Linked DNA regions of Homo sapiens: region 1 is linked to region 2. Evidence: chromatin contacts called from ENCODE Hi-C or POLR2A ChIA-PET data. All regions are on one chromosome and are shown on one strand. The core of a region is the stretch at or near the end of the contact, and the rest is flanking DNA. Distances in the headings are between cores, read along the strand shown.

Region 1 (6,481 bases), core at 374-2,873, 260 kb after region 2:
TATGTTTGGACTCCATGTAGAGAAGTAAATCAGCCTGGGTCTAAACCAGGAATGGAGGCTAGGGAGATGATGTCTTAGCCAAAACTCTCACAAAGCTTCAGAGACTGGGGGAAAAAATCAAGTCAAAATAAGGCCACAGTAATGGCCAAAGGAGGTGTGTATGCAGAGGGTGGGGGAAGGGAATTTTCTCAGGGATCAAGGTGGAGGGTGACAACTGATTCTTAGAGTGGACCCAGTCTTTATTGTCTGTGGGTATTGAGGTTGTAAAGCCAACAGGATCCTTCTTCCAGATGACATGAGGGATCCCAGAAGCCAGGCCTCAAGCCCTAAGATAAAGAGGCTTGTCTGAACTAGGGCCTCCAGACAGCTAGCTGGAGTCCGGGCTGGGCTTGGCCTCTGGAAGATGCCGAATGCATAAAGGGAGAGCCCAGATCCCAGAAGCTCTGTAGCAGGCCAGCCAAACAGATAGTAAGATAGTCCAGAGAGAAAATAGCTCAGTGCTCAGTCAAGCCCTGAGACTGTCCGTACTCACCTAGACCCTGGGTGGGACAATGGGATATTCCTACTTACTATTGGCAGTTGTTCCAGAGAACCACTGCCTTAGTCCATTTTGTGCTGCTGTAACAACATACCCAGGACTGGGTAATTTATCAAGAACAGAAATTTGTTTTCTCACAGTTCTAGAGGCTGGGAAGTCCGAGATCACGGCACCAGCAGGTTCAGATGTCTGGGGAGGGCTACTCTCTGTCTCCAAGATGGTACCTTGATGCCACATCTTCTAAAGGGGAGGAACACTGTGTCCTCACATGGCAGAAAGGTAGAAGATCAAGCTAACTGAACACTGTGGGAAGCCTCTTTTATAAGGGCCTTACTGCTATTCATGAGGGAGTAGCCTTCATGGCCTCTTAAAGGCCCTGTTACCTCTTGATACTGTCACATTGGCAACACCTGAAGTTTTGAGGGGACACATTCAAACCGTAGCAACCACTAACCCAACTGTTAGTGGCTGGGCATGGATAGAGCTAAAGCAGCAACTAGAGAACACATGTGGACAGTATAGAAGGAGCTCAGCAGACAGGGGCAAATGGAGCTGGGAGGCAGTGGTGTCTATGGAGGGGTGGTTGGACAAGCTCTGCCTCCAAGCAGAAAAATGTGAGAAGGCATGTTTAAATGAATGCCATGTAAAAGAGCTAAAGAGGGAGCTATGAGCCAGGTAAGTCTAGACTCATTTCTAGCATGTTGAAGAGAAAGGCAACTTAGACCAAAATGTTTAAAATTTTATTTACAAGTTCTGTGGTCTCAAATCATTCTAATCCTTAGTTCTCTCACCTTTACAATGGGAGTAAAACTAATACTTTCCTTGCAGGATTGATGAAAGGCTTGTAGATAATGCAGGTGTAACACCTAATACAGAGCCGGACACATACAAAATGCTTCATAAGTAGTGGCTGATATTATGATTTTACTAGTACCACATAAGCAGGCTTGTTCCTTTGTTCTGTCAGTTTCTCTAAGGTAACTAGTCATAGAGCTCTTTGAAAGTAGTCATAGAGCTCTTTGAAAGTAGTCATAGAGCTCTTTGAAAGTGAAAGGAGGATGTGTACTTGTTTCAGTGCCATCTGGAAATGGAGAAGTGGCAAATCCGTTTCCTGCTATATAGCCAGTTCTGTGGGGAGGCCAGGTGGGCAGGCTGACTGGCAAGGTCTCTGGGGGGGATGTCATCCATGGGAGGGCCAAAGAGAGACACCAAGACAGATTAGGGATGGGGGACAAAGAGACCCAAGTCTCTTTGATAACCTGCCAGGGCCCAGATTGGAGCCCCTGAAGGAAGAGAATGTTGTGAATGCCTAGCGCAGTTGTGTGCTCTCTCTCTCTCTCTTTTTTTTTGATGTGGTTGATGCTGGGAAGTCATGGGAGGCATTTGGAAGACATAGTGAGGGTCAACTGCCCTTTACCCAGGAGGAGAAAGGGCAGAGACGCCATCCTCTGCCACTCGTTTTTAAAGCATTTGCAGATTTTCATTTTTGCAGGACTTTCCTTTCAGAGAGAAGTGGCACTTGAGACCACTTGCCACCTGTTGAGGCTCTTCTCTGCTCACTCCAACAGGCTTCCTGGAGAGGTCTTGGCTAATGCAATCTGGGCCTTGGGATAGATCTGCAGCTAGAGTTGGTGCTGAATCTTCCTGTGCTTGGGAGGCTCACCACTCCCAAAGATGGGGAGCCAGGAGTGCCATGCATCTCCACATTAGCTCACTTCCTTTGAGGCTGAAATCAAGAGAGAGACTTTGGTCCAAAGACTTTTTTTTGTAACCTTCTTGGGCTCCATTCTTCACATTTGCTTCCGAGTCAAGGAGAAGGAGCACAGACCTGAGGGATGGAGTGAATTCTAATCCAAGCTCTGAAACTGACCAGCTGGGGCCTGAAAGCAAGACTGTGACCTCAGTCTGCACCACTTCCCCTCCCATCAGTAAAGTGAGAGGATCCATTGTGCTACCTTCTGCAGTCCCTTTCAGCTTTGGTGTTCACTGATTCTGTGATGAATTTCCTGTAATTTCTGTGTAGGAACAGAAAAGAGCATAGAAGATCCTTTTTTTGTTTTTTTTTTGTTTTTTGTTTTTTGTTTTTTTGTTAGGGAGTTTCACTCTGTGGCCCTGGCTGGAGTGCAGTGGCAAGATCTTGGCTCACTGCAGCATCTGCCTCCTGGGTTCCAGCAATTCTCCTGCCTCAGCCTCCTGAGTAGCTTGGATTACAGGCACATGCCACCACACCCAGCTGATTTTTGTATTTTTAGTAGAGACGGGGTTTCACCATGTTGGCTGGGCTGGTCTCGAACTCATGACCTCAGGTGATCCAACCGCCTCGGCCTCCCAAGGTGCTGGGATTACAGGCGTGAGCTACCGCGCCTGGCCAGAACATCCTTTTAATTCTTATCTGGAGACTTAATCTATATGTTCATAATTAGTATTACCAGTAAGGGCAGAATGTTCCAAAGTAGGGTCTGACTGCATTTTTAAACAATGCAATTTGCAGAGCTCCACTCTTCCACTCCTTAGTCTTATGTGAAGGACACACTTGGACTAAAATGGTTATTGCTTTATCATAATTTGGGGATCTCTATCAGAGATGATTTAGGCCAGAGTTTCTCACCCTCGGCACTATCAGCATTTTAAATTAGATTCTTCTCTGTGGCGGGGGCCGTCCTGCGTACTCTGGGATGTTCAGCAGCATCCCTAGTCCATTTGGGCTGCTATGACAAGATACCATTAACTGGGTGGTTTATAAACAACAGAAATTTATTTCTCACAGTTCTGCAGGCTGAGAAGTTGAAGATCAAGATTCAGTGTCTGGTGAGGGCCTGTTTCCTGGTTCATAGATGGTGCCTTCTTGCTGCATGTCTCCTGGTGGAAGGGCCGAAGCAGCTCACCAGGAACTCTTATAAGGGCAAATCCCATTCATGAGGCTCTGCCCTTACGACCTGATTCCCTTCCTAAAAGCCCCACCTTCTAATATGGCACATTGATGATCAGGTTTTAACATATGAATTTTGGGGGAATACAGCCATTCAGACCATAGTACCTGGGCCTCTGTTTAATGGATGTGACACCCTCTTCTCCCCACAGTCGTGAAAACTATCTCCAGACATTGCCAGATGTGCCCTGGAGGGAAAAAAAAATCACCCTAGTTGAGAACCACTGATTTAGTTTTAATTTAGGGTATGTATTTAAAAGGCAGAAAAATAAGTATAGAATCAAACTTAATTAAGCAAATGCCTCTAAAAAACACTGAATTTTAAAAGAGGTAATAGTAAAATTTGAATTTGCAGAAATGTAGGACTTGCTTTTAAAGCTCATATCTTAAGTACATACTAACCACATATGGCTTCTCAACTGTACTTGAGATTTCTTCAATCAGGAAATAAGATCATCCACCTTTTTTTTCCTGAAGGTATCACCTATGATTCTAAGTAATATTGGATGACTGGATGTTAATGTACTATGCCTTCATAATTTCTAAAGAAATGTATGAATAAGATATTAACCTGACATAAATAGTACTTTCTTGCTGTGGCTCTAGTAAAGTCTTAACATCTGCACAGACTGGTAAAGACTTCATCACATCCCCTCTTGCTTTTTCCATTTCCAAGATGCTTATTACACCAAGGCTGATGTTAAAAAGATTTCTTGTCATCTGCTCTGATTACTGTTTTTGGGGGAGGAGAAAACATAATGAAGAGAAGAAGAAGAAAAGAAAAAAAACCAGAAGAACAGGATCTGTCTTTCCTGTATTTTGTGTTCCTGAGAGCTGATAGAGAACAAATTGTGAAATGTGGGAGGCTTTGCCCAGCATTCAGGCTGAAGTTGCCTTAAAAGGAAAGTATGGCACGTTACACATTTCCCACTTCCTTCTTTTTTAGTTTCCTTTTAGCCATTCTCAGAAATGTAAGCAGGAAGAAAATAGCAATCAATTATGTTTGGAAACAACTGAAGTTAAATCTGACTGATATTTGTTTATAAAACTATGCATCATTTTATTTTCAGTACATTTTCAGTTCCTCTTTTGCCCCTAACATTCTCCTAATTCCCATGGTGAATATATTTCCTTTAATCCAGGCCTGAACACTGAGATAGTTAACAGCCCCTGGTTGTTATTTCTTGATGAAGTCTCTCCTAGTCAGCTCCTTTTTTCTTCCCATTGCCTTCCTTTAGTCCAAGTTTTCATAACCTCTAGGCCCTCCACTTTGCAGTTCAATCTGTGAGGTTAATGACTTCACACCTTTTTCATTATATTCATGCCTTCATTCACTGGACAAATAGTTCCTGGGCCCCTATTCTAGGCCAGACACTGTTCTAGGCTTGAGACATACAGCAGTGAATAAAGCAGACAAAACCCCCTTTCCTCATGGAGTTTATACTACCTAAGGGAGGAGGGCAGTGGATAGAGACATTTTAGAAAGTAAATAAATCATATCACATGGTAGAATATGGTAGATGTAATGAAAAAAGTAGAGCAGGGAAGGGAGATAAGGAGGTATATGGGGTGTGTGTGTGTGCATGCCTGCACGCGTGTTCATGTGTGAGCCTGTGTGTATGGAAAGGGTAGGCTGCAATTTTAGATACGGTGATAGGGAAGGCTTCACTGAAAAGTGACATTTGAGCAATTACATGAAGGAGTAGCCAAACATGGAGATACCTGAGGAAAGAGCAGTCTAGGCAGAGGAAACGCATGTGAAAATGCTTGAAGTGTGCCTGGTATATGAGGAAGACTCTGAGGAGGCTGGTGTGGGAGAGGAGGACATAAGGCGACAGTTGATAGGGGTGGAAGAAGCAGATGCTGCAAAGCCTTGCAAGCCCTTGCAAGGACTTTGGCTTTTATCTGAGAGAGATGGGATGCTGCTGGATGGCTCTGAGAAGAGAATGGTGTGATCTGACTTGCAGGTTAATAGGATCATGTCACCAAGTCGTCATATCACTTCCCCTACTTAAATCCACCACTTGACAACATATAATCCCTTTATCCACAGAGACAAATACAAACTCATCTTCCCTGTCCCTAATCAAGAATTTTTCCAGTCACCCTGCACAAGCCCTCTGCACTCTTAGTAAACAGTGACCACCTCCTGCCCCTTTCACATTCTACCCGTCCTTCAAGTCCAAGCTGAAGTTTCTTTTTCCAGAAAACCTTTGCCACCTCAAAATTGATCTCTCTCTTCTCTGACCTCCTATCGTATTGATTATTTATCAATAAATACAATATAATATATGGACTTGACCATATATTATCTGGACTTCACCATATATTATCTTGGATTGTTTTCTACGTAGGCATTGAAAGGTTTATAGAACTTGAGACCTAGAAGAGTCTCGGGAATCATCTCTTCTGACTCCTTCATTTTACCAGTGAGGAAATAGAAGCCCAGCAATGTTTAGGATATTGCCAAATTCGCTCAACTAGCTGTTTAATGTGTACACTGCCTTTCTCAATGAAATTATAAGTACATTAAGGAATGATAACATGCCTTATACTTCTCCAAAATCTCCTATAATAGTGGTTAACATAGTACTCATGTAACAGACACTTACTAAGTTCAATTAAATGGCCGGGCGCGGTGGCTTACACCTGTAATCCCAGCAGTTTGGGAGGCCGAGACGGGCAGATCACAAGGTCAGGAGATCGAGACCATCCTGGCTAACACTGTGAAACCCTGTCTCTGCTAAAAATACAAAAAATTAGCTGGGCGTGGTGGTGGGCGCCTGTAATCCCAGCTACTCGGGAGGCTGAGGCAAGAGAATGGTGTGAACCCGGGAGGCGGAGCTTGCAGTGAGCCGAGATAGCGCCACTGCACTCCAGCCTGGGTGATAGAGCGAGACTCTGTCTCAAAAAAAAAAAAAAAAAACTATTAAATGTAAGAATAAATTGATTTTTAGGTGGTTTGGTTTTAAAGGAACGTTGTAGGCCGTTAATTCATCAACCACATTTTGAAT
Region 2 (5,855 bases), core at 2,403-4,902:
ATAGGAGTAATGCTCTAAAAATATAAAAGCGATGGAAAAATAGAGAAAAAAATCAGAATATCCTGATGAGGCTGGCAGGTGGAATATGGTGTCCATATGCCTCCTGGTTTTAGACCAAACTAAATAAAAATCCACAGACCAGTGCCGCAAATATCACCGCCAACTTTTTGAGCCAGTTCACGAGCCTATTAGACTGCTTCACATTAAAGGATATGCTAGATTCACCAACATGCCCTGGAGTGCAGCCAGCCCACCAGGACTGAAGGGATGTCTTCTGGGCTGGCCAAATGTTAAGAAGGAATGTCAACAGGATGCTCTTAAAGTTGCCCTGTGGTGAGCTGCAGTGGGACAACTTGAAGGAGCAGGCCAAAGGACCCATGTTAAGACTTACTCAAATGTTGCTTTTTGTGATGACTTCTAGCAGTAACAGCTTTACAGAGACAGCAACAGACCTTGCTGGCCAGCAGCAGGGAGAAACAGAGCAGATCCTTCTGACCAGAGGCATTTGAGGACTGGCCCCGCAAGGGAGCCCATCTGGAAAGAGCAACCAGCCCTGTGAACAAAGATTGGAACCATAAGCCACAGGTCAGTCCTTGACTTTCGTACAACCCAGATGCAACCACCAATTGTTCATCAGTGGATTGTGGCAGTTTGGAACTCAGGTTATAGAATCAGATGGCCTGGGTTCAAATCTTGACTCTATTGTTTAGTAGTCAGATGACCACAAGAGAGTTTCTCAACTTTCCTAAGCTCATTTCTTCACCTATAAAATTATAATAATCATACCTACCTTATAGAGGAGTCTATGAATATGTATGCTACTTGTTAGAACAGCGCCTGGCACATAGTAGCTGCTCAATAAATGTTTGCTAGATTGTTATCAGTCTTTATGGCTCCTCACAGAGAAATGGAGGTCATATTATAGTTTGCCATCGACAGGTCTGTGTTCATATTTCTGCCATTTACTATCAAACACTGAGGGCAAATTATTAAGAATTTTACAGGTCAGTTTCTTCCTCTGGCAAATACAAATAATAATAATACCTTGTGGCTTTTACAAAGATTAATTAGATAATAGGCACTAAACACAAGTGACAGGGTGTGGTATGCTATTGGGGCTCAGTATATGGTAATTATTATTATTTGGTCCTGATGGCCGAAGGTCTGGAAGTTTCTGCTGTGACAGCAGTGTTCCATATCTGTACTGTGTAATGTTGTAGCCATTAGCCACTTCTGGCTCCTGAATACTTGAAAGGTGGTTAGTACAACTATGGAACTAAATGTTTAATTTTAACTTAATTTTAACTTAAATATGCACACATGGCTTGTAGCTCATTCATTGAACAGCATAAGCTAGGTTGCTCAGGCCTTATCCTGTCCTCTCCATATTCTTTCCATGCACATGTCATGTACATCTCATTGACCTCTAGTGTCTATACCAGGGGTTTGGAAAAGAGCAGAGGGTGTAAATGTAGATTTTGGCAGGTTCATAAGTCTTGTGGCATAATCAAAAGAAGAAAAGTTGGTGAGTCTAGGGAGACCATTCCCTTCCCAGCTCTGTGTAATGTCCTTGGGCAGGTCATTTAGCCTCATCTTCAGAAGGGAGGTTTGATACTGACATGATTTCAAAGTTCCCACTTATCATATCACTATGGGGAGTGGATAAGAAATACTACACAAGAAATACTACACAAACTTAGACTTAGATTGTTTTTCAGGTTCTATGAGTTGCATTTAGCTATGTTCAATGTCTCCCAGATTTAAAGATGAGTGATGTAAGTGTTGGTATACAAACTAATATAAATGAATAGGCACAGATAAAAAAGAAATTGAGGCCAAGCAGAAATTAACCTCAGAGCAAAGAAAAAGGATATTGATGAAAAAGCACGTGTGTTCTGTCGGAGCCGAGTGCTCCTGCCATATCTTTTTGCAGCGATGTGGCCTTGTGACAGTGTGGACCAGCGCAGAGAGTGCTGGGGAACACTTGACTAGTGAAGACTTTGGATACATAAACCCATAACATGATGTGTGGTCTCCAGCTGAGTACAAAACCTAAAGGAAATTCTGCAAAACAGATCTCAAATCCACACTGAGTAGAAAGAGCACAGGACAAGGAACCTGGAGGCCAAGATTCCATTCCTGGATCTCTGACCAACCAACTGGGTGACCCACCCTTCATCTGCTAACTTCTTGGAGCCACAGTTTAATCATCTACACAGTGAGTTGGTTGGACCCTACTCCTGCCAGCTTGAAAAATCTGTGATTATGCTTAGAACCCTAGAAATTTCAAAGATGCTTTTCTATGCCAGGAACCTAAAGTGTGAGAAATTACAGGAGCTAAACCTGGTAACAATTCCCACACACAAACACACACACGTGCACACATCTTCTGTTAATCCTGCTGAAGAGTGAGGCCATGCCCTATCTAATATGACCCTGCAGTCCCTATCTGAAGCAACATATGGACCATAGGTGGTGGTACCCGCTTGGTTATAAGCATAATTGTGATGATTAGCCTTGATGGTACCCAAGGAGTATTTTTAGATTATTTAAAGAGACAGAGCAAAGCAATTCTTTGCATTATCAGGTTGTTATTGGTGGTGGTGGTGATATGTGTGTGTCTGTGTTAAGGCAAAATGGGAAAGCTCACCACCTGCTTCTGTGAATGTTGAAATATAATAAACACTGTTCTCACTGGGGATGTGCTGGTTCATAGCAGGAAAAAACAGCCGTGATTTTCAGAAAAGGAAAACCAGTGGCTAATGAAAACCATCCAGATAATTGAGTTTATTAATCTATTTGGCTTTAAGTCATCTTTCTCCACCATTTCCTAGTCTCTAAGTTCACAAGCTGTTTTGAAGCTCAGCTCCCTCCCTAATTCTCCCAAGGCAGCTGTGCGATAAATAACACTCCTTGCCCTCTCCTCAAACAACAGAAAGTGTTGGTTTTGGAGAACACCTGGGGAGTGAGTCCCCAGACATGCACACACCATTTTCAGACCGGGAAGTCCCTTTGAGGCGGTACTCACTGGACCCTGAACCCCAATCATCTCAGGAAGGAAATTAAGAAACTGCAGTGTTAGCTGAGTCCTTTGCCCATGTTCATTCTGTGCTGCTTCTCGGCCTTGCTGCCCCTCCAGCACCCAGACTGGCTACACTCTACACAAGAGCAGTCTCCGCTGCAGCTTTTACTTCCTGGTGACAGCCTGGCTGCCCTAGTAGGCGGGGATTTTCTCTTTTGTTGGAGCCCTTACAACTAAATTTATGACTCTTTTATTAGTTTGGCAGGTGCTTTAAGTGAGAGAGGAAAGAAGTGGCATAGCTTGCAATGTAGTTTCCGTTTGGAAAACGAGGAAATAGAAGTATTTATCCACAGTCATTTTCTGCTAAAAGCTTGCAAAGTTTTCAGGTATCATTAAGAAGGGGCCTTCTCACTGCTTCAAGCCTAGGTTTCTGGAACATGAAGGCTAGAGGGAGTCTGTAAGATCATGAAAACTTCTGCTGGTAGGAAAGGGGCCTAGACAGAGAAGTTAAATAACATGCCCAAGATCCTGCATTGCACAGCGAGCGAGAGCTCCAACACTAATGCCTGGATCAGCTCATTTCCCTGCATCTCACCACAACCGCGCCCCACTTCCTCTTTATCTCAATTTCTCTCTCTTTTCCTCCCTCCTCTGTATCACCTTCAAAAGGAACCTTTTTTGGTGGGCCTAGGAAGAAACAGTAAATCTATGGAAGAGACAAAGAAGGTTGCCAGCCTTTTTGCTTGCCTGCCTTCCTCCCTCCACTCCTTCCTTCCTGCCCTTCCCTTCTTCCCCATTCTTCCTTTCTTGATATTCGCTGTTCTGTCCTTGCCCAGGAAATAAAACTGCATTTTAAAGAAAAGTGCTTGTGCATGTGTGTATATGTGAGTGTGTGTGTGCATGTGTGTGAAGTGTGTGTGTGTGTGTGTGGAGTACATGTGTGTAGTGTGTGTAGTGTGTGTGTGTGTGTGTGTGTGTGTGTGTAACCATGACTATCTTTCCGGAATAAGCCAAAAAAAATGTAAATGGCCTTCCAAGCAAGTGGAACATATAAAATGATAGCTTTGTTTGCCTGTTCCTTGAAAACCTTAAAAATCAGTGTGTGGACAAATGATTCACACACCACAGACCCTGGGTTGCTGCCCTTCCTTTTGTTTTTCGAGATCATCCCATTTCCTTTGGGCTTCTCCCGGCTCTCCTCCAATCCACTCCTACCCTTGCCAAGTTGTCTTTTCCATTATTAGACATCCTAATAAACACTCCTAATAAATGCAGACCCTATAAACCAATCCAGGATGCTGCTTTTGGCTCCTCTGCCACCTTTAGGAAAGACTGATACCTGCATTAACTTTGTCATCTGTCCTGGAGAAACCCAGCTGAGATCTCTAACATATTCTGCTGCAAGCTGCAATATAATGGACATATTTAGTGTACATTCTGTTGTTAAATGGAATCTGCATTTCTAAGTGAACTAAAAATGCTTAATTATTAATAAACTCCCCAGGGATTGGTGACATTTGGAATGATTTTATCATGCTGTAGATATTTAACAACACAATATGTATGGTGGTATCTAATTCAACCTCTTTTGTTTAAAAGAACCTTCCTCCCAAAGTCATTTGGACTCATACACTATGTAGATTAGTCTCTGAGCATCCAGACCCAGGTAGAGGTAGAGGGAAGTCACTGAAAAATGGGATGGAGTTGAAGCTAGGGCAACAGTGCAGGGAGGGGTGGAAAGAGGCACCGAGGAGCCACATCCTGGGAGCTGGAATTGGTTTGGGGTGGGCTACAACAGGAGCTTTCATTGAGGCGGAGGCAATGGTGGCAATAAAAAGTTAATGGAAAGATCACAGGACTAGGAATTAGGGTGCCAGGCTTCTAGTTCTGCACCAATTTGCAGCCTGACTCTGAGCAAATTACCTCTCAGAGACAGAGTTTTCTTCTATATATGAAAGGCATAATTGCACCTTCCTTAGCTACCTTATAGAATTGTACCTTCCTTAGCTACCTTATAGAATTGTGAGCAAGGTATATAAAAGTATACCTTGGCTCCAAAAACTCAAGCATTTCATAACAAACATATTCAAAGGGGGAAAAAGGAAATGGTATTCACTAAGCACTGTCTACGTGCCAGGGGTTGCTTCCAATACTTTTACAAACATGAAGTCAATTAGCCTTTGCAAAAAATCTGAGACAAACCTGACTGCTCCCATTTGCAGAGTAGGAGATTGAGGTTCAGGGCCTTTGCCGAAGGTCACAAAGCTAGTGGCTGAGTCGGGCTGAAAGCCTAAAGGGAACAGGTACATATTTGAGCCGACAATATGTGAAGGAAAATGGGTCACAACTTTAATTTTTAAATAGGAATGTTCCATCAACCTAAGCATTTGGTTGACTTATACATGGTGATACGCATGATCACAACATATGAACATTAACATGAAATTTTAATTATTTTGCCATCCATCTAATTCTTGGCACAGTTCTGATATTAAGGAAGGAAAATCTCTTAGTGTCAAAAATAGATTTTTAAATAAAGTAAATGTGGCTCGGTGCGGTGGCTCACGCCTGTAATCCCAGCACTTTGGGAGGCTGAAGCAGGTGGATCACAAGGTCAGGAGTTTGAGAACAGCCTGGCCAACATAGTGAAACCCCGTCTCTACTAAAAATACAAACATTAGCTGGGTGTGGTGGCACATGCCTGTAGTGCCAGCTACTTGGGAGGCCGAGGCAGGAGAATCGCTTGAACCTGAACCCGGGAGGTAGAAGTTGCAGTGAGCCGAGATCATGCCATTGCACTCCAGCCTGGGGAGCAGACTGAGACTCCGTCTCA

What was found. A loop is a pair of places that touch in the nucleus more often than their neighbours do. ChIA-PET counts read pairs that join two places held with the same protein, here RNA polymerase II (POLR2A). Pooled maps may share reads with other maps.
Region 1: a loop to region 2 is called in a pooled map, with 4 times the contacts of the local background. The contact joins two enhancer-like sites. A Hi-C loop is called at or near these places in 8 of 50 pooled maps. POLR2A ChIA-PET finds 5 or more read pairs at or near these places in 6 of 52 experiments (H1, HEK293, PC-3 and 3 more).

Annotation. Positions count from the first base shown.
Region 1 is chr4:139,974,018-139,980,498 of GRCh38, reverse strand. All of the region lies in intron 1 of MAML3 (mastermind like transcriptional coactivator 3), which reads left to right. Among named protein-coding and RNA genes, the nearest start is that of MAML3-AS1, 150 kb to the left of the region's middle. RefSeq lists an enhancer at 1,345-1,394. Within about 2 kb of position 1,623, at least 2 of the 41 ENCODE cell types and tissues checked have a DNase peak (open chromatin) inside an H3K27ac peak, as active enhancers do.
Region 2 is chr4:140,240,833-140,246,687 of GRCh38, reverse strand. LOC124900784 (a long non-coding RNA gene) reads right to left here. Exons shown (of 2, transcript XR_007058280.1): 2 at 2,769-5,855. Among named protein-coding and RNA genes, the nearest start is that of MAML3, 90 kb to the right of the region's middle. RefSeq lists a silencer at 3,045-3,234. Within about 2 kb of position 3,652, at least 20 of the 41 ENCODE cell types and tissues checked have a DNase peak (open chromatin) inside an H3K27ac peak, as active enhancers do.